Linked DNA regions of Homo sapiens: region 1 is linked to region 2. Evidence: chromatin loops called from intact Hi-C (ENCODE). Cell type or tissue: Calu3. All regions are shown on one strand. Links, peaks and the distances in the headings refer to the core of each region. The heading gives the core; the rest is flanking DNA.

The links. Hi-C counts contacts between places; a loop is a spot of excess contacts. Peaks named below come from ENCODE experiments on the same cell type or tissue, not always from the same donor. Only the 100,000 strongest peaks of a DNase experiment are listed, where the experiment ranks them.
Region 1: it touches region 2 in a loop (5-fold over the local background); 7 of 110 quality-filtered maps call a loop at or near these places.

Annotation. Positions count from the first base shown.
Region 1 is chr17:39,983,239-39,992,176 of GRCh38, reverse strand. PSMD3 (proteasome 26S subunit, non-ATPase 3) reads right to left here. Exons shown (of 12, transcript NM_002809.4): 2 at 7,693-7,883; 3 at 5,465-5,602; 4 at 3,358-3,494; 5 at 2,248-2,438; 6 at 1,980-2,083. It overlaps LOC124904000 (a long non-coding RNA gene), which reads left to right. Exons shown (of 3, transcript XR_007065751.1): 1 at 1-584; 2 at 3,282-3,583; 3 at 5,395-5,479. Among named protein-coding and RNA genes, the nearest start is that of PSMD3, 6.9 kb to the right of the region's middle. In Calu3, for the core only: no CTCF peak of the experiment used is centred there; no DNase peak of the experiment used is centred there.
Region 2 is chr17:40,033,831-40,043,978 of GRCh38, reverse strand. It overlaps MED24 (mediator complex subunit 24), which reads left to right. Exons shown (of 26, transcript NM_014815.4): 4 at 7,825-7,863; 5 at 8,184-8,257; 6 at 8,630-8,862. Among named protein-coding and RNA genes, the nearest start is that of SNORD124, 11 kb to the right of the region's middle. RefSeq lists an enhancer at 7,510-8,377. In Calu3, for the core only: no CTCF peak of the experiment used is centred there; DNase peaks (open chromatin) are centred at 4,958 and 8,698.

The DNA of each region.
Region 1 (8,938 bases), core at 1-8,000, 51 kb after region 2:
AGTGATTTTCAAAAGAAACTTTAGTGTCTCTCATATTGTAAGCAATCTAACATTTTGCTCACGCACCCTGTGTGTCTGAAAAGCCTTTACTCCTTGTGAAAATCCTACCCATCTTTCAAAGACCAGTTCAATTTTAATGTTTGTTTTTTTTTGAGACAGAGTCTTGCTCTGTCGCCCAGGCTGCAGTGCAGTGGCACGATCATGGCTCACTGCAGCCTCGACTTCCTGGGCCCAAGTGATCCTTGCACCTCAGCCTCCCAAGTAGCTGGGACTACAGGTGCATGCCATCACGCCCAGCTAGGTTTTTAATTTTTGCAGAGGCGGTGTCTCCATATGTTGCTCAGGTTGGTCTCAAGCAATCCTCTTGCCACAGCCTCCCAAAGTGCTAGGATTACAGGTGTGAGCCCTGTACCTAGCCAACTTTTTCTTTAAGACCCTTTCTCTTTCATTATTTGATCAAAAACAAATCTGACTTTCTCTGAACTTCTGAACAGAAATAAAATGAATCTCCTACTACATTGACCTAATCAACACACGTCTCCCGTTCCCTGTCAAGACACCATGGAGGTGGATGTTGTGTGAAGGTAGGAGCAGAGGTTTGAATTTGGGAAGACTGGGTCTACATCCTGGCTACTGGGCTCTGTGACTTCACATACACCCTCAAGCTTTCTGACACAACATTCTTTATCTCTTTGAAATACTCTAATAATAAGAAATACCTGGCCTGGAGCGGTGGCTCACGCCTGTAATCCCAGGACTTTGGGAGGCTGAGGTGGGTGGATCACTTGAGGTCAGGAGTTCGAGACCAGCCTGGCCAACATGGTGAAACCCCATCTCTACTAAAAATACAAAAAATTAGCTGGGCGTGGTGGCAGGCGCCTGTAATCCCAGTTACTCGGGAGGCTGAGGCAGGAGAATCCCTTGAACCCCAAAGACAGGGGTTGCAGTGAGCCAAGATGGCACCTCTGTCTCCAGCCTGGGAGACAGAGCAAGACTCCGTTTCAAAAAAAAGAACCAAAAAAACAAACAAAAAAATTAGTTGGATGTGGTGGCAGGCGCCTGCCCAGCTACTGAGGAAGCTGAGGCAGGAGAATCACTTGAACTCGGGAGGCAGAGGTTGCAGTGAGAAAAGATCGTGCCATTGCACTCCAGCCTGAGTGACAGAGGGAGACTCTGTCTCAGAAAACAAAAAACGAAAGAAAAGAAAGAAAGATCACTTATTATCCTCCCTTCCTATCCCTTACAGTGCCTAATACCAAGGTTGATGCTTAAATACTTGCTGACTGACAGCTCTTAAGTGGCCAAGTTTTATGTTTACTTGAGCCACTCAGCCTTGCAGAGATTTTCTGGGTTCCTTGGCCACAGACAATACAGTTTCCAAATGTGAACATGAAGGACTAGATAAAAACCTGGGGTTTGTATCAACACAATCTAGGTCCAAGCCTGGAATGACTGTCAGGAGCGCTGGGGAATCAGGAATATTCTAAACCTATCTGCCAGAAACACTCTGAATATCCACTGCCAGAGGTGCAGGTAGTGTCTGCTTCATTGACACCCACAAATAGATGTGAAGCAACCTTTTGCAGACATGGCAGCTCGCACCTGCAATCTCAGCACTTAGGGAGGCAGAGGCCGAAGGATTGCTTGAGCCCAGGAGTTCTCACCTGAGCAACAGTGATATGCCTGTCTCCACACACACAAAAAATAATAATAAAAGTTGAAGTCCTTCTGGATAGGAAGGTTAAGGATGCCTTTCCTAGCCCCTAGCATAGAGAAGAGAACTGAAGTGGTAGGGAATGAGTAACAGGCAAAGGGGCCAGGCATGGTGGCTCATACCTGTGATCCCAGCACTTTGGGAAGCTGAGGTGGGAGGACTTCTTGAACCCAGGAGTTCAAGACCAGCCCAGGTAACATAGCAAGACACCATTTAAAAAAAAAAAAAAAAAAGAGGCAAAGGGATGATGGTAGTTGTGGCTCACCGTCTGTTTGAAGCCGACAGCTGTGTGCTGAGGGGCCTTGCGAAGGGCGTTGGTCATCGTTCTCCGGGCCTCTGAGTACTCCAGCTGGATGGCTTTGATTCGCCCTGGGAGTGGAGGAGAGGAGAGTTGGTCAACAGAGTAGGGTCATCCAACTCCCCACCGACAAGCCAGGGTGCCAAATGGGCCTCTTATGCACCACCCCTTGGAAAATTTGCACCAGGCAGGCCTGAGACACCTTCTGATTTATGGGTTGGGCCCCTCTGCTCACCTGTGTAGTAGAGGTACCTGGCCCACTCATTGTTGTTGGCCTGCTCTGGGAACACAGACTTGGACACCAGCTTCTCAGCCTGGTCGTACAAGCTGTAGTGTAGGTAATTCCGCAGCAGGAGGTTCAACAGGGTGGCCTGCCCGTCTGCGTCATGCCGAAGCGTAGCTGTCCGGAGCCGAGCATGCAAGAAGCTTCAAGAAGGAAAGAAAGATGTCAAAGCCTTCAAATCACAACTCTCTGAACTGCCTTTAACTCTTCGCTCTTTCTCAATTCCTTAAAAAAGTTATACAAATTGCTTTTCTGGTTATTTGCTGAATACTGTTAACTATCGAGTGCCTAAGGTGTACAGCACTATTCTGGGTGCGACAAAGGGACAAAACCCTGCCCTTAGGGAATGCAGTGCAGTGGGGGAGGCAATGGTCATGAGAAAGAAGCACAGCCTGCAGTGTGACAGAAGATGGGAGGCCTGTGAGGCCAGGGGAACTGCAATGGGGAATGCAGGACGTGAGAAAGATGAGTTGAACTTTTCAATAGCTTGGCCAAGGCAGGACTCACTGAGAAGGGATCAGTTAAGGGAAGGCTTGAAGGAGGCGGAGAGAAGAGTGTTCTGGACAGAGGGGCAGCCAGTGCAAAGGCTCTGAAGAAGAGTGTGCCGGGCACACCAGAGGAAAGGCAGGCCAGTGGGGCTGAGGAGCAGGAGGAGGTGAAGTCTGGGAGGTCAAAATGGAGCAGATCACGTCAGGCCTTATGAGGTATTGTAAGGACTTTGTCTTTCCTTGAGACGGGAAGCCACTGCAGGTTTTGAGCAAAGAAGTAAAATGTTTTCTAGCCTGTCCCTCCACCCCTAACCCACCCTCAGTCCTACCTTGATGTGGGGTGAAGGGAAGAACCTGGGGACAGTTCTTTACAGCCCAGCAGTGACCCACTTCTTCATCTAGCACCAGTCTCTCTCCCACACCCCTCACGTGGCGCAGGGCATGGGAACCACTGCCCCTCTTCCCTGCTTACATCTACAGGTTCTTCGCCCTCTGCAGATCCACAGCTGTGTGCTTGTGACTGACCAAGTCTCTGACCCCACGGACCCCAAGTGAGATGCTTGGCTGCCTGTACCTGCGCACCACATCCAGCTTGTCCAGGAACTCATAGACCCGGGCGTGATAATAGTAACACTTTGCGGCTACAAGGTCTAGGGCCCGGCGGTTCTGAGTACTGATCTTCTGCATCAGATCATCAGAGATCTTCTGTGCCTGGGGAGGAAGCCAAAAGAGAATCAAGTGGCAGTTCCTCAAAAGGATAAACATGGAGTTGTCATTTGAGCCAGCAATTCCTATCCTAGGTATGCAAGCCAAGAGAACTGGAAACTTAGGCTCACATAAAAGCATGTACACGAATGTTCACAGAAGCATTATTCATAACCAAAGAGTAGAAACAACCCAGGTGCCCGTCAGCTGATGAACAGATAAACAAAATGTGGCACATCCACACGAGGGAATATTACTCAGCCTTAAAAAGGAAGGAAGTACTGACACACACTACAACATGGGTCAACCTTGAAAACATGATGCTAAGTGAAAAAAGCCAGAAACCAAGGGCACACGGTGTGTAATTCCATTTACATGAAATGTCCAGAGTAAGTAAATCCTCAATAGAGACAGGGCAGATTAGTAGCGGCCAGGGGCTGGGTAAGGGGAAAATGAAAAGTGACTACTAATACGTATGGTGTTTCTTTGTGGGGTGATGAAAATGTTCTGGAATTAGGGGTGGATATACAACTTTGGGAATATACTAAAACCCACTCAATTGTAGTATACTTTATTTATTTGTTTGACGGAGTCTCGCTCTGTCACCAGGCTGGAGTGCAGTGGCACAATCCCGGCTCACCACAACCTCCGCCTCCCTGGTTCAAGCAATTCCCCTGCCTCAGCCTTCTGAGTAGCTGGGTCTACAGGCACACACCACCACGCCCGGCTAATTTTTTGTATTTTTAGTAAAGACAGGGTTTCACCATGTTGGCCAGGATGGTCTTGATTGTCTGACCTCATGATCTGCCTGCCTTGGCCTCCCAAGGTGCTGGGATTACAGGCGTGAGCCACCATACCTGGCCTGTAGTACACTTTAAAGGGGTGAATTATATCTCAAAAACAAACAGCCAAGTACAGTGGCACGTGCCTGTAATCCCAGCTACATGAGAGGCTGAGGCGGGAGGACTACCTGAGCCCAGGAGTTCAAGACCAGCTTGGTTAACATAGCAAGACCCCATCTCCAGTAAAAACAAAACAGTGGGCCAGGCGCAGTGGCTCATGCCTGTAACCCTAACACTTTGGGAGGCTGAGCCCAGGAAATCACTTGAGCCCAGGGGTTGGAGACCAGCTTGGCAAGAAGGTGAAATCCTGTCTCTACAAAAAAAATGCAAAGATTAGCTGGGCGTGGTGGCACATGCCTGTAGTCCCAGCTACCCAAGAAGCTGAGGTGGAAGGATCACTTAAGCCGGGGAGGTCAAGTGAACTGTGATCACACCACTGCCCTCCAGCATGGGCAACAAAGCAAGACCCAATCTCAAAAAAACCCCCAACCAAACAACAACCAAAAATAGTGTGGTAAGGAAAGGAAACAAACCAGGGAATTAAGGAGTGCGACTTACTTCCTGAGTGTGCTCCTGTGACAGTGGCTATGATGAACAAAGAAGCTGGCCCTAGCTGGGGGAGTGGTAGAAGTGCAGTTTGCAAATGGAGCTATTAGTCCATAATAACAGCTACCATTTATGAAAATATCACGAAAGCTTACTATATGCAGATCATTGCGCTAAGTATTTCTAAACAAATTATTTTATGTAACGCTAACCATCTTGTAAGGTAGGCACTATTATCCCCATCTTACATATAGCTGGGAGAAATTAATTTGCCTAGGGTATGGCTGGGATTGGAACCCAGGTCTTTCTGTCTCCAAATGCCCCTACTTTTCCCCAAGAATGTACTACGCTGGTATCCCCCACAGACCGGTACAGCATGACCACTGCAAGCCCTGTCCCACAGTGCCCAGAGCAAGAGTGGGTTCTCCTGGGATGTGGGATCAAACGCATACCTCTATGGGGAAAGAGTGTGGGGGACAGTTCTTAAGAATCAATGATTATTTCCATTTCTTCACCAGGGACCATCTCCCCGCCAAACCCCTTGCATCACTTGGGGCTTATGAATCGCTCTCACTGCATCCTGGATACCTCTTTGTAGCGCTTGCTGTTCATCATGAAGATGACCACGAGGAGTTGGAGATAGGCTTCCACTTCAGGCAGGAGGGGTGTCGACGCAGCTTTTCCCGTGCGGGGACGGAACTGTAAATCAGCCTCTGTGTCCATGGGCTAGGAGAGGACAGAAGTTACCATGGAAAAGCTCAGTCTGATCAAGTAACCAAGAATTTATTGAGCATCCACTATGTATTTCAACATATTTATTGAGTGTCTACCATGTGCCAAGATTTTGTTAGGTGCTAGGGATAAAAAAATAAAGATTACAGTCTTTCCCAAAGAAATCAAGGAGGAGCTGGGTGTGGTGGCTCACGCCGGTAGTGCCAGCTACCTGGAAGGCTGAGGCAGGAGAATGCTTGAGGCCAGGAATTTGAGACCAGTCTGGGCAACACAGTGAGACCCCATCTCTCAAAAAATAAAAAAGAACTAGCCAGGCATGGTGGCATGCACCTGTATTCCCAGCTACTCAGGAGGCTGAGGCAGGAGGACTGCTTGATACCAGGAGTCTGAGCCTGCACTGGGCCATAAGTGTGCCACCGTGCTTCAGCCTGGGTGACAGAGCAAGACCCCATCTCAAAAAAACAAAACAAGTCAAGGAGGCTGGCAATATAATATTAATAAACACAATAAAGTGTTACAGGAGAACAAAAAATTTCTTTACACAACATAATGGAGACAAAGGACGATGTAAGGAACCTTCAAAGAGGCTACAACCTAAGTGGAGACATTAAACCACCACACCTGGATCCACTGCAAATACTACTGGACAGGGCTGAACGAAATAATTCTAGAGATGAAATCAGAATAATGAGACCAAAAAATGGTTTCTTGTGGGAACAAAGAAAATTTAGGGAAAGTCAACATATAAACAAAACATATTTTCCTATGTTGTCACTGACACTGGAAAAAATAATGTGTTACAGTCACCCCCAAAATAATCACGTTTCGTGAGTTTAGCGATGTGAAGGTCAGAAAATATTCAAGGTGGAGTTGGGGGAACAGTACGCTTTTCCCCTTTCCCAGACAAGAAACTCTTCACTGCCCTGCCTCCAGGGATGTTCTGAGTTTCCCCATCCACGGAGCTGACTGAGTATACAGGATTTTAAGGAAATGCAGGTGCTGGAAGGTCAGTGGAATTGGAGAAGGCTGAGACCTGGCCCATGCCATGAATCATGAGGGAGAGTTTACAGCTACAGAGGATAAGGAGAGGTCTCTCCTGGCACGGAGGCGCCACCACCACCACCAAACTGACTTCGTCTGCATTCACTACGTACCAGGCACTGCTCTAGGAGCTTTATACTGCCCGCTTCCCAATCCGTTCATCACGTTTAACAAATGAAGAAAACGAGGCACAGCAAAATGAAGTCACTCGCCCAAGTCCCACAGGTACTAACTGTCAGGGTTTGGATTCAAATTCAACTCTACCTCTAAAATCTGTGGGGTTTTTTTTGTTTTGTTTTGAGGTAGGGGGGTCACCCTGTCACCTAGGCTAGAGTGCAGTGGTGCAATCTTGGTTCACTGCAATCTCCACCTCCTGCATTCAAGTGATCCTCCTGCCTCAGCCTCCCGAGTAGCTGGGACTACAGGCAGGTGCCACCATGCCTGGCTAATTTTTGTACTTTTTGCAGAGACAGGGTCTCACCATGTCGCCCAGGCTGGTCTCAAACTCCTGGGCGGGCAGATTGTTTGAATCCAGGCTGGACTCAAACGATCTGCTCGCCTCAGCCTCCCAAAGTGCTGGGATGACGATGTTAGCCACTGTGCCCGCCTCAGCCTCCCAAAGTGCTGGGAAGACAGGTGTGAGCCACTGTGCCTGGCCCTGACAGCTGTGCTCCTCCTAACCACTGTTCTCTACCTCCTCCATGGTGAAGCTTCAGAAGAAAGAGGCAGCAGCACCTTCTCTCTCCTAGAACAACAGAGAGGTCACCCAACGCAACCTCAACTGGAGTAGGGGGTACAGGTTGCAGGGTAGTGGGAAATGAGTTTGGCTGGGAGGGTCCTGATCCCCTGACTTTGAAGAATGACACTACAGGGCAGTGGACGGTTCCCTTGTCACTGTGCAGATGAGTATTCAAATGGACTGCTTTGGCTTCTCTCCTCATGCTACCACAGGTAATAAGATGGGACTTTAGGATGGAAAACAATGCTGTTCCTGGGGATCTGAGGCCAGGCCTGCACCCTTTAAGTTGGCCTGACTCACTCACCTCTTCCAGGAAGGGGAGCAAAAAGTCTCGAGTGGCATTATTTGAAGTGAAGAAGCCCTGCACAGCCTTATACAGAACATAGTGGTTGAGGCGGCGTGATGTGGAAGGCAGCATCCGCAGGGCCCGCAGCACGAATCTCGGCTCCTTGCCTGAAACCGCTTTCTCTAGCTGTTTCACGTGCTCCTTGATGTCTGAAGAAGAGCAGAGAAGAAAATGATGTCACTTTCACTCCTAGTCCCCCACCACTCCAGGCAAGGAGTTCTTTTTTTTTTTTTTTTTTTTTTTGAGACGGAGTCTCACTCTGTCGCCCAGGCCGGAGTGCAGTGGTGTGATCTCGGCTCACTGCAAGCTCTGCCTGCTGGGTTCACACCATTCTCCTGCCTCAGCCTCCCGAGTAGCTGGGACTACAGGCACCCGCCACCACGCCTGGCTAAATTTTTTGTATTTTTAGTAGAGACGGGGTTTCACCGTGTTAGCCAGGATGGTCTCGATCTCCTGACCTCGTGATCTGCCCGCCTTGGCCTCCCAAAGTGCTGGGATTATAGGCGTGAGCCACCGTGCCGGCCAGGCAAGGAGTTCTAAGGAGCCTCTCACAGAGGGGCAAAATGCGACCACTCACCTTTTCTGCCCTAATGGGGTCCATAATATTTACAGATTCCACACACTGATTTTAAGACATAACCAAGTGGCAAGAAAAACATACAGTGGGGGTGCAGGATGGGGTAGAGGATGACAGAGGAAGAAAAGAAAAACCAATTAACTACAGAAACCTGGAGTCCAGATTTATCAGATCTTAATGGAAAAGACTTTCTAAATGTGAACAATGGGAGAAATCACATACGCACAAAAGATTAATGGGCTTGACTTCATTTAAAAAAACCCTTTTAGATAACTGTGTATACAAAAGAAAAATATTTTCAACAAATGTGATCAAAGATTCATATTTTTATTCTATAAAGAGCTTGTATAAATGGTTAAGAGATATAATGGTATAATGATTATATTGCCACAATTTCAAAACAAAAATGGAGACGAACTAACATACAAAGAGGAAAAATAGCTAACAGACAAAAATTATATTCCATTAGTATTTGAGTAATTGCAAATGGAAACATTTTTAAACTACCAAATTTGTAACATTAAAAAAATTATAGGTGGGGCACAGTGGCTCACGCCTGTAATCCCAGTACTTTGGGAGGCTGAGGAGGGCGGATCATTAAGGGTAGCAGTTGGAGACCAGCCTGGC
Region 2 (10,148 bases), core at 1,236-9,235:
CTTTGTATTTTTAGTAGAGACAGGGTTTCTCCATGTTGGCCAGGCGGGTCTCGAACCTAATATTTAAATCTTTGTTTTTTTTTTTTTTGAGATGGAGTCTCGCTCTTCTGCCCAGGCCGGACTGCAGTGGCAGTATCTCGGTTCACTGCAAGCTCCACCTCCCGGGTTCATGCCATTCTCCTGCCTCAGCCTCCTGAGTAGCTGGGATTACAGGCGCCCGCCACTGCGCCTGGCTAATTTTTTGTATTTTTAGTAGAGATGGGGTTTCACGAAAGTGTTAGCCAGGATGGTCTCGATCTCCTGACCTCGTGATCCGCCCGCCTCGGCCTCCCAAAGTGCTGGGATTACAGACGTGAGCCACCGCGCCTGGCTTATTTAAATCTTTGAAGCAGAAAAATCCTTAAGGAAGACAAAAGTCCAGTAAGGGAAAAAAAGGATAAAACTGACAACAAAAACATAAAAAATTTCTGCATACTAAGAAAAAAAATTACAGGCGGTTCTCCTGTCCAGCCCACCACCCCTGGACTGTCCCTGCATATAAGTTCCGCCTAGCAAAACCCTATGTGTCATCTGCTGTCTCCAGGTCCCTTCAGCCTCTTGAACCTGGTGCCATCCCTAGTGAATAGGGGTCCAGCACAACAATTGGTGAGCCAGTCAAGAGGCTGTGGAGAAAATCCCATCAGTCTGAGACAACGGGATCTGGGAAGGGGAAATCTGAAGGGAAAATCTCATTATTAACAACAGGCCGGGTGTGGTGGCTCCCAGCACTTTGGGAGGCCGAGGTGGGTGGATCACCTTAGGTTAGGAGTTCAAGACTAGTCTGGCCAACATGGTGAAACCCTGTCTCTACTAAAAATGTAAAAATTAGCTGATGGTGGCGCACATCTGTAATCCCAGCTACTCGGGAGGCTGAGGCAGCAGAATCCTTTGAACCGCGGAGGCGCACTTGCGGTGAGCTGAGATCACATCACTGCACTTTAGCCTGTGTGACAGAGTGAGATCCTATCTCAAAATAAATAAATACATACATACGTAATAAAATGAAAAATATATTCTCTAATTTCTGCCAACACTGGACTTTTATTTTTTGTATTTACTTTGTTTGATCCATTTAGAATTTATTGTGGTATGAGGATGGGATCCACATTTATTATTTGTTCAAATAGATGGATAATGGCTCAACTGTCTTTATTGAATAGGCCATTCTTTGTCATATCTTAAATTTTAAATTCTCTTGTACACAAGGGTCCATTTTTTGACACCCTAGTATATTTCATTGGTATCTTTCTCTGTTTTTTTTGAGACGGAGTATCACTCTGTCTTCCAGGCTGGAGTGCAGTGGTGCGATCTCGGCTCAGTGCAACCTCCTCCTCCTGGGTTCAAGCATCAAGCAATTCTCTGCCTCAGCCTCCCAAGTAGCTGGGATTATAGATGCCCACCACCACGCACAGCTAATTTTTGTATTTTTAGTAGAGATGGGGTTTCACCATCTTGGCCAGGCTGGTCTTGAACTCCCGACCTCATAATCCATCTGTCTCAGCCTCCGAAAGTGCTGGGATTACAGGCGTGAGCCACTGCGCCCGGCCTCTTTCTCTTTTGTTGCACCAGAACTTTATTAGAGCTTTATAGTATGTTTTGATACCTTGGTGGACAAATCTTCACTTAGTTTCTTTATTTTTCAAAATTTTTTTGGCTGTTTTCAGACATTTCATTTCCAGACAAATTTTAGAATCAATTCGTTAAGTTACCATAAAAATCCTATTATATTTTAATCCAGATTTCCTTGACTTTGTAGATTAATTAGGGACATTTGTGGATTAATTTTAAAAAGATCACTCTGGTTATAGTTTGAAGAACGAGTTGGAGGGAGGTAAGACAGAAGATGGGGATATCATTGAGTCTGGCATATTTTGTCTTTAAAGGACCCAGATAGTAAGTATTTTCAGCTTTGCAGACTGAATGGTCTCTCTCATCACTATTCTGTCATTACAGCTCAAAAATAGGTATAGCCCATCTGTAAACAAATGGGTATAGCTGTGTTCTAATAAAATTTGATTAAGAAAAATAGTGATGAGCCAAATTGGACTTGCAGACTGTAGTTTTCCAACCCCTGATTTAGGCTCTTGCTGTAATTCAGGCGAGAAATGATACTAGCACAAAATTGGGAAGTGGCAGCAGAAAAAAATGATGAATTTAAGAACAGTTTAGGAAGTGGCATTGAAACAATTTGATTAATGGGACGAGCAGAGTGAGAGAGGAGAAGGGGTCAAGGATAACGCTTAGGTTTCTGGTTTGGACATTAGATAGCTGATGGATCATGAGACAGTGGAAGAGCAGAGTAGGGTTGGGATGTGGGTGAGGATACATGTTTGATCTTGGCCTTTTAAATTTAAGAAGACTGTGGGGTATCAAAAAGAGGATACTCGGTAGGCAGTTGAACATACGTGTCTGGTACTCAAAAGGAGAGTTCTAGACTGGAGCTTTTGGTTTAGAAGTCACCAGCTACTGATGGTAATCAAAGCTATGGGCATGGATGAGATTGTGCAGAGACAGCAGGGAGAGTGAGCAAAGAAGTGACTAAACCCAACTTCCTGAGGAACCAATCTCATTTAAGGAACACACTTAGGAGGATAATTCCTCATAGGAGTCTGAAGAGAAGGGGCCAGAGAGTAGGGAAGAAAAGTGAGAGTGTTATCAAGAAAAGCCAAGAGAGGATTGAGGGGTGAGGGAATGTTTCAAGGGGTCAGATGCTGCTGGGAAGTCAGGTAAGATCAGAACAGAGAAGGATCCATTAGGTTTAACATGAAGAGTTTGTCAATGACCTTAATGAGAAGATTCATAGAGTGGTCAGGACAGAAGTGATTGGAGTGCGTTGAATAGTCAATGGAAGGTGTGCAGGTAGAGCCAGGGAGTGTAGAAGACTCTTATGTTGTCCGGGCGTGGTGGCTCACACCTGTAATCCCAGCACTTTTTGAGGCCGAGGTAGGAGGATCACTTGAGGCCAGGAGTTTGAGCCCAGCCTAGACAACATAGACCCTATCTCTACTAAAAAAGTAAAATTAAAAAGGCCGGGTTCAGTGGCTCACACCTGTAATCCCAGCACTTTGGGAGGCCAAGGGAGTGGATCATGAGGTCAGGAGTTCAAGACCAGCCTGGCCAACATGGCGAAACTCTGTCTCTACTAATACAAAAATAAGCTGGATGTGGTGGTGCATGCCTGTAATCCCAGCTACTCAGGTGGCTGAGGCAGGAGAATTGCTTGAACCTGGGAGGTGGAGGTTGCAGTGAGCCGAGATCGCGCTACTGCACTCCAGCCTGGGCAACAGAGTGAGAATCTGTCTCAAAAAAAAAAAAGAAAATAAAATTAAAAAAAAAAACTTTTATATGTGTGAAGAGTAGCAGAGATGGGGTGGTGGTTAAATGGAAGTGTGGGGTCTATAGGAAACTCTTTTAAAAATAGAAGAATCTAGGCCAGGCTCATACCTGTAATCCCAGGAATTTGGGAGGCCAGTGTGGGTGGGCAACTCACTTGACCAGGAATTTGAGACCACCCTTGACAACACGGCAAAACCCCATCTCTGCAAAAAATACGAAAGTCAGGCAGCTGGGCACAGTGGCTCACGCTTGTAATCCCAGCACTTTGGGAGGCCGAGGCAGGTGGATCATGAGGTCAGGAGTTCGAGACCAGCCTGGCCAACAGAGTGAAACTCCATCTCTACTAAAAATACCAAAATTAGCCGGGCATGGTGGCGCGTGCCTGTAGTCCCAGCTACTCGGGAGGCTGAGGCAGAAGAATCGCTTGAACCCAGGAGGCAGAGGTTGCAGTGAGCCGAGATTGTGCCACTGCACTCCAGCCTGGGCAACAGAGTGAGACTCTGTCTCAAAAAAAGAAAATTAGCCTGGCATGGTGGCTCACACCTGTAATCCCAGCACTTTGGGAGGCCGAGGTGGGCAGATCACGAGGTCAGGAGATCGTGACCATCCTGGCTAACATGGTGAAACCCCGCTTCTACTAAGAATACAAAAAATTAGCCGGGCGTGGTGGTGGGTGCCTGTAGTCCCAGCTACTCGGGAGGCTGAGGCAGGAGAATGGTGTGAACTCGGGAGGCAGAGCTTGCAGTGAGCTGAGATCTCGCCGCTGCACTCCAGCCTGGGCGAGAGAGCAAGACTCCATCTCAAAAAAAAAAAAAAAAAAAATTAAGCATGGTGGTGTGCACCTGTAGTCCCAGCTACTTAGGAGGCTGAGGTGGGAGGATTGCTTGAATCCGGGAGCACCACTGCACTCCAGCCTGGGTGACAGAGCGAGACCCTGTCTCAAACAACAAACAGACCAATAGAAGAGTCTTGAGATGTATAAACACTGATGGGAAAGGGAAGAAAGAGAAAGAGGCTGAAGTAACAGAAGTAAATAGATATGAAAGACCTTTGTGCCCTCTCAAGTGCTGTGCAAAATTAGTAATTTATTCTTCCTTCAGAGTCAAGAGGCTCTTTGGCCCAATGTTATGCGAGTAGAGGGCACTTAGGAGTAGTTGGGGTGTTGAATATTCAGAAGAGCAGAGAGGATTTGAGAGCAGCTGCAGGGTCAGGTGGGGCTAGCCACAAGCATGGTGGCCACACAGAGGGTCTCCTGCCCTGGGGGCCTGTGGTGGTTTAGAGCTTCTACTGTGATAGAATGATTAAGACTTGAATAGGCCAGATCCTGCTGTGTAAAACAGTTCGTCATGTAGAAAGCATTTTTGGGTCTCTGAAGTAGCCGTGCTTTATTGATACAGTTAGCAGAAATCTGCTGAACAGAATTCAGAATTTGAAGACCATAAATTCATTTTGACGAATGGCATCCCTCGGAACATGCATAATTGGGGGTTTCTCTCCCGGCATTTGAGGGTCAGTGTTCAGTGGGGACATCCAGCTCCCCCTGCAGGTTGGTATCCAGCAAGGTTCACTTCTTTGCCAAGCACTCGCTATGGGGACATCAGTTATAAATAAACAAAACGCTCGCCGGAACGTTATGGTCATCCTGCCCAGGCAGGCTCCCAGCTTTCTGATGGATATCAGACACTAGCCCTGGCCTCACAGTATGGTGGTTCTGAACACTGATGGTATTTAAGCCCTCTGTGTTTTGCTCCTGTTCACCCAGGAGTACTAGTGAAAGATGGCTGAACAGAGCAGTGTATTTTGGTGAGAGGGAAATTGCACATGGATGGAAAGTTTGCCAAACCCAGGTGATTGAGCAGACGGCTTTCTTCCTCTCCTTTTTTTTTTTTTTTTTGAGATGGAGTCTTGCTCTGTCATCAGGCTGGAGTGCAGTGGTGCGATCTTGGCTCTCTGCAACCACTGCCTCCTGGGTTCAAGCGATTCTCCTGCCTCAGCCTCCTGAGTAGCTGGGATTACAGGCATGCGCCACCACGCCCGGCTAGTTTTTGTATTTTTAGCAGAGACGGGGTTTCACCATGTTGGCCAGGATGGTCTTGATCTCTTGACCCCGTGATCCACCCTCCTTGGCCTCCCAAAGTTCTGGGATTACAGGCGTGAGCGACTGCACCCGGCCGACAGCTTTCTTCTTAAATCTTTGGAGGCTTCCACTCCTCCAGCAGAGACAGCTGAACTAGATATCCAGTCTTATGATGGTGATGAATAGGTTTTACTAACAGAAATTTATTTTAAGGTAAGATTTTTCCAGAAGGCAACTAGTTAGTAGAATTCATCTGTTCAAAGCAATAAAAACTTCCTGAGGACCTATTGTGTATCAGTTCTTGGGCTGGATGCTAGAGAAACAGATATAAATTCAATACCATCTCTGTCCTCTGGGAACTTACTGTTCAGGTAGAATTTCCCAAAATGTATTTTGGAAATACTGGGTACATGAAATTCCTTGGTCAAGTAAGTTTAAAGGATATTGCTTTGTTTTATCGTCAGTCTTCTTAGAGATTCTCATTGTATACGAGTATATCATGGTTCCGAGAAGTTCTGTGGTAAAGTTCTCGTTATATGTTTAATCCAGTGTTTCTCAAATTTATGTCACACACAAGCTCAGGGTATGTGTGTGACATTTCTTTTTTTTTTTTTTTGAGACAGAGTCTAGCTCTGTCGCCCACACTGGAGTGCAGTGGCGCAATCTCGGCTCACTGCAAGCTCTGCCTCCCGGGTTCACGCCATTCTCCTGCCTCAGCCTCCCTAGTAGCTGGGACTATAGGCACCCGCCACCATGCCCGGCTAATTTTTTGTATTATTAGTAGAGACGGGGTTTCACCGTGTCAGCCAGGATGGTCTTGATCTCTTGACCTCATGATCCTCCCGCCTTGGCCTCCCAAAGTGCTGGGATTACAGGCGTGAGCCACCACACCTGGCCAAATTTTATTTAACTTTAATTAATTTAAATTTAAATAACCATATGGGGCTAGTGACTTGTGTATTGGGTAGGGCAGCTTTGGAAGCTACTTTGAGACATGCTGAGCTAAAGGTGTTTTTATTTATTCATTCTACAAACATCAAGTTTGTGGTGGTCACTGAGTAAAAGCATCCTTGTCCTCAAGGAGCTTCTAATTTAGTGGGGACTGCAGGCACCCGCCGTGTAATGATGAGCCTTAGGTGATTACTTGGAGCACAGAGGAAGGGTTTCAGCTTTGTGGGGGAGGTTGGGGTTGATCAGGGAAGGTGTCCTGGATGGGTCCTAGGGAGTAAGTTCTGGAGAACAAATAAGAGTTTGTACAGTAAAACTTACTCTTTCCTTCTTTCCTTCTTTCCTTCCTTCCTTCCTTCCTTCCCTCTTTCTCTCTCTCTCCCTCCCTTTCTTTTCTTTTGACAGAGTCTCACTCTGTCACCCAGGTTAGAGTGCGGTGGCAAGATTTCGTCTCACTGCAACATCCGTCTCCCAGGCTCAAGCAGCTCTCCTGCCTCAGCCTCCCAAGTAGCTGAGATTACAGGCATAGGCCACCAGGCCCAGCTAATTTTTGTATTTTTAGTAGAGACAGGGTTTCACCATGTTGGCCAGGCTAGTCTTGAACTCCTGACCTCAGGTAATCCTGCCTCAGCCTCCCAAAGTACTGGGATTACAAACGTGAGCCACCACGCCCAGCCACTCCCTGTTTCAAGGTGCAGGTACTACCTGCTCAGTGCAGGAAATGTTTGTTTGTCTCTAGTTCTTACCCATTAAAACCTCTGTTCTTGCCGGAAGCTGTAGGAATACAGTGACATGGCTTCACTCTTGCCCATGCTTCTGCCCACTAGCCGTCAGTTAACCCATGCTTATTGAGGACAGTGAGTAGCAGGCGCTTTTTTTTTTTTTTTTTTTTGAGACAGAGTCTCGCTCTGCTCCCAGTCTGGACTGCAGTGGCACAATCTCGGCTCACTGCAACCTCCAACTCCCTGATTCAAGCGATTCTCCTACCTCAGCCTCCTGAGTAGCTGGGATTATAGGCACGCACCACCACACCCAGCTAATTTTTAATTTTTAGTAGAGACGGGGTTTCACCATGTTGGGCGGGATGGTCTCAAACTCCTCACCTCGTGATCCGCCCGCCTCGGCCTCCCAAAGTTTTGGGATTACAGGCATGAGCCACCATGCTCGGCCTGAAACATGGAGCCTTTGAGCATCCCCAGAATCATCTTCTTGATGGGCTTATGCTGATACCATTTGCAGTAAGTCTGACAGAGGCAGGAACAGGGCAGTGCACAGTGACACTGCCTCTCCTTGCTTGGGTTGAAGAGGGCCTGTGGAAGGGGTTGAGGTTCAGGAGAGCTGCAGCAACTTGAAGCATCAGTGTTTGTTCCTCTCAACTGTGGGAGACTAGTTGTCTAAAGATTATCTTTCTTCCTTCTCTCCAGATGGTGTCCTACTCTTCTGTCCTCACAGCCATCAGTAAGGTATGACCATAGACACTCAGGAGCTAGATTGGGGATGACAGACAAGGCCCCGCCTCCTTGACGGCCCTGATGCTGTGACCCGTGAGGCTGGATAGGCAGCACATGATGCCTCTGGCTGGCATTGCTGGACTTCCATGGGAGGGGGATCCTGGCAAGTAGGGGCTGGTGCTTGGGAGCCAATGTCCAGTGTTGAGGATGCTGAGTCTGGAACCCAGGGTTGGAGGAGAGAGGAGCAGGAGTCCTGAATGCACCGTCTGCCTCATGTGAGACCTGGGGGTGGATGGAGGCATTCCGTAGCATCTCCACTGTCCTTTCCACAGTTTGATGACTTTTCTCGGGACCTGTGTGTCCAGGCATTGCTGGACATCATGGACATGTTTTGTGACCGTCTGAGGTAAGGGCAGGGGTAAGGGGGCTCACAATACAATGTTCCAGCCTTGTCTTTGTGCAGAGGTGCAGCTCCTAGCACACAGACCGAGACCAACTCCGGGTTCCAACGTTTTTTCTCCCCACCTGCCCATCTACACTTACCTGTGCCCTCCTTTTCTTACTCCCTTAGGACAGAGTGCCTCCTCTCTGTCTGGAGTAGCTCATTTGAAATCTTGTCCAGTAGGAGCCAAAGGGGCTAAGCATCTTCCCCAGGACTTTGCTAGCTTCTCAGCCCTAGTCCCTAGTAGGGGAGTGCCAGGGACTCTGGGGAACATTGATGTGGGTCGGATTTCAGCCATTGGAAGAACAGAGTCTGATTTTGCATCCTTCCCTGTAGCTGTCACGGCAAAGCAGAGGAATGCATCGGACTGTGCCGAGCCCTTCTTAGCGCCCTCCACTGGCTGCTGCGCTGCACGGCAGCCTCTGCAGAGCGGCTGCGGGAGGGGCTGGAGGCCGGCACTCCAGCCGCTGGGGAGAAGCAGCTTGCCATGTGCCTTCAGCGCCTGGAGAAAACCCTCAGCAGCACCAAGAACCGGGCCCTGCTGCACATCGCCAAACTAGAGGAGGCCTGTATGTCCCTTGATTCCCCTGAGCCCCACCTGCCGCTGCTCCCATAGCCGGTCCTTTAATTGAGAAGGGAGAGGCAGGATGCCATCCCACCTCTTTCCAGGAGGATCTGAAACCATCCCACTTCCTTTTTTTTCTCCCCATAAGCATTGCACACATCCCAGGGACTTGGGCAGGGTGGCACCCGAGCCAATCAACCAACAGGTATTTACTGAGCATTGTTGTATACCCAGCACTGTGCTAGGTGCTGGGGGTGGGGGGTGGGGGGCTACCAAAGGAGCATGTGGCAGGGTCCCTGCCCTCATCAAGCATAGCTGCTAGTGGGTAGCAAGACTAGTACATCACAGACGAGGAAAAAACTAGAGGACAAGACAAGCACAGTGTCCATTATTGTGTTTGTCTCCATGTTACTCATCGCTTGGAAGCAGATGACTCTTGTATTTGAATGTTACCTAAAATGCCCCTTTTAACACAGTGCCTGTCTGCTGTTGGGCCTGTTGTACCATATGCCTCTTGACTCAAGTTCAGATGTTAAGTTTGGGTACTTTCCAGAGCCTGAGAACAGACAGATCACCTGGCGGGAGGGAAGATGCCAGTATTTCCAGCAATGGGGTCCTAAGGCCATAGTCTTGCTCCTTGAAGCCCAAGTGGCTTGGGACCACCTACAGGTCTCTTGTTCTCCAGGAACAAGAATGCTAGAATGGGCTACTCTCGAGGCTTCAGGACCTGGTTGGAGAGCTTGTTTTAGGACTAGTATATTTATTTCTTCCCCAAGTATGTTTTACTGCCTGTGAAAAGTCCAAAAAGACAATCTTTATATAAAAATGGACTGTGTTGACAGCCTCTTCCCTACCTTGGGCCCTTGATAAATGTTTATTGGCTGAAAATCGGATGAATACTGAATTTTAATGGATCTCAGGTCTTGTCTTTTTTTCCCCCTTTTATGCTCCATGGAGGTTAATGGGCTAGTTGGTGCCATTATTCATCATTTGACCCTCTGGAATTGTAACTAGGATAAGTAACTTATAGTTCAGTGCTAACCAATATGGCTTAGACCATGAGTGTGGGCATTAAGGAGAGAACAGTGAGTTAGACCAGTCGGGTGAGTTGCTAAAGGAACTGGGGCTTGAACAGAAGCTTAGAGCATGGTGGGAGTTTGAGAGAGAGTGTGTAAGAGGCCTTCAGCAGGGGAGGGCAGCAAACGCAATGCCTAGATGAGGGAGTGGTTGAGAATGAGAAAGCCATTTAGGGACCCAGTTCCCCCAGAGGAGAGTGACAGCCTCTGCAAG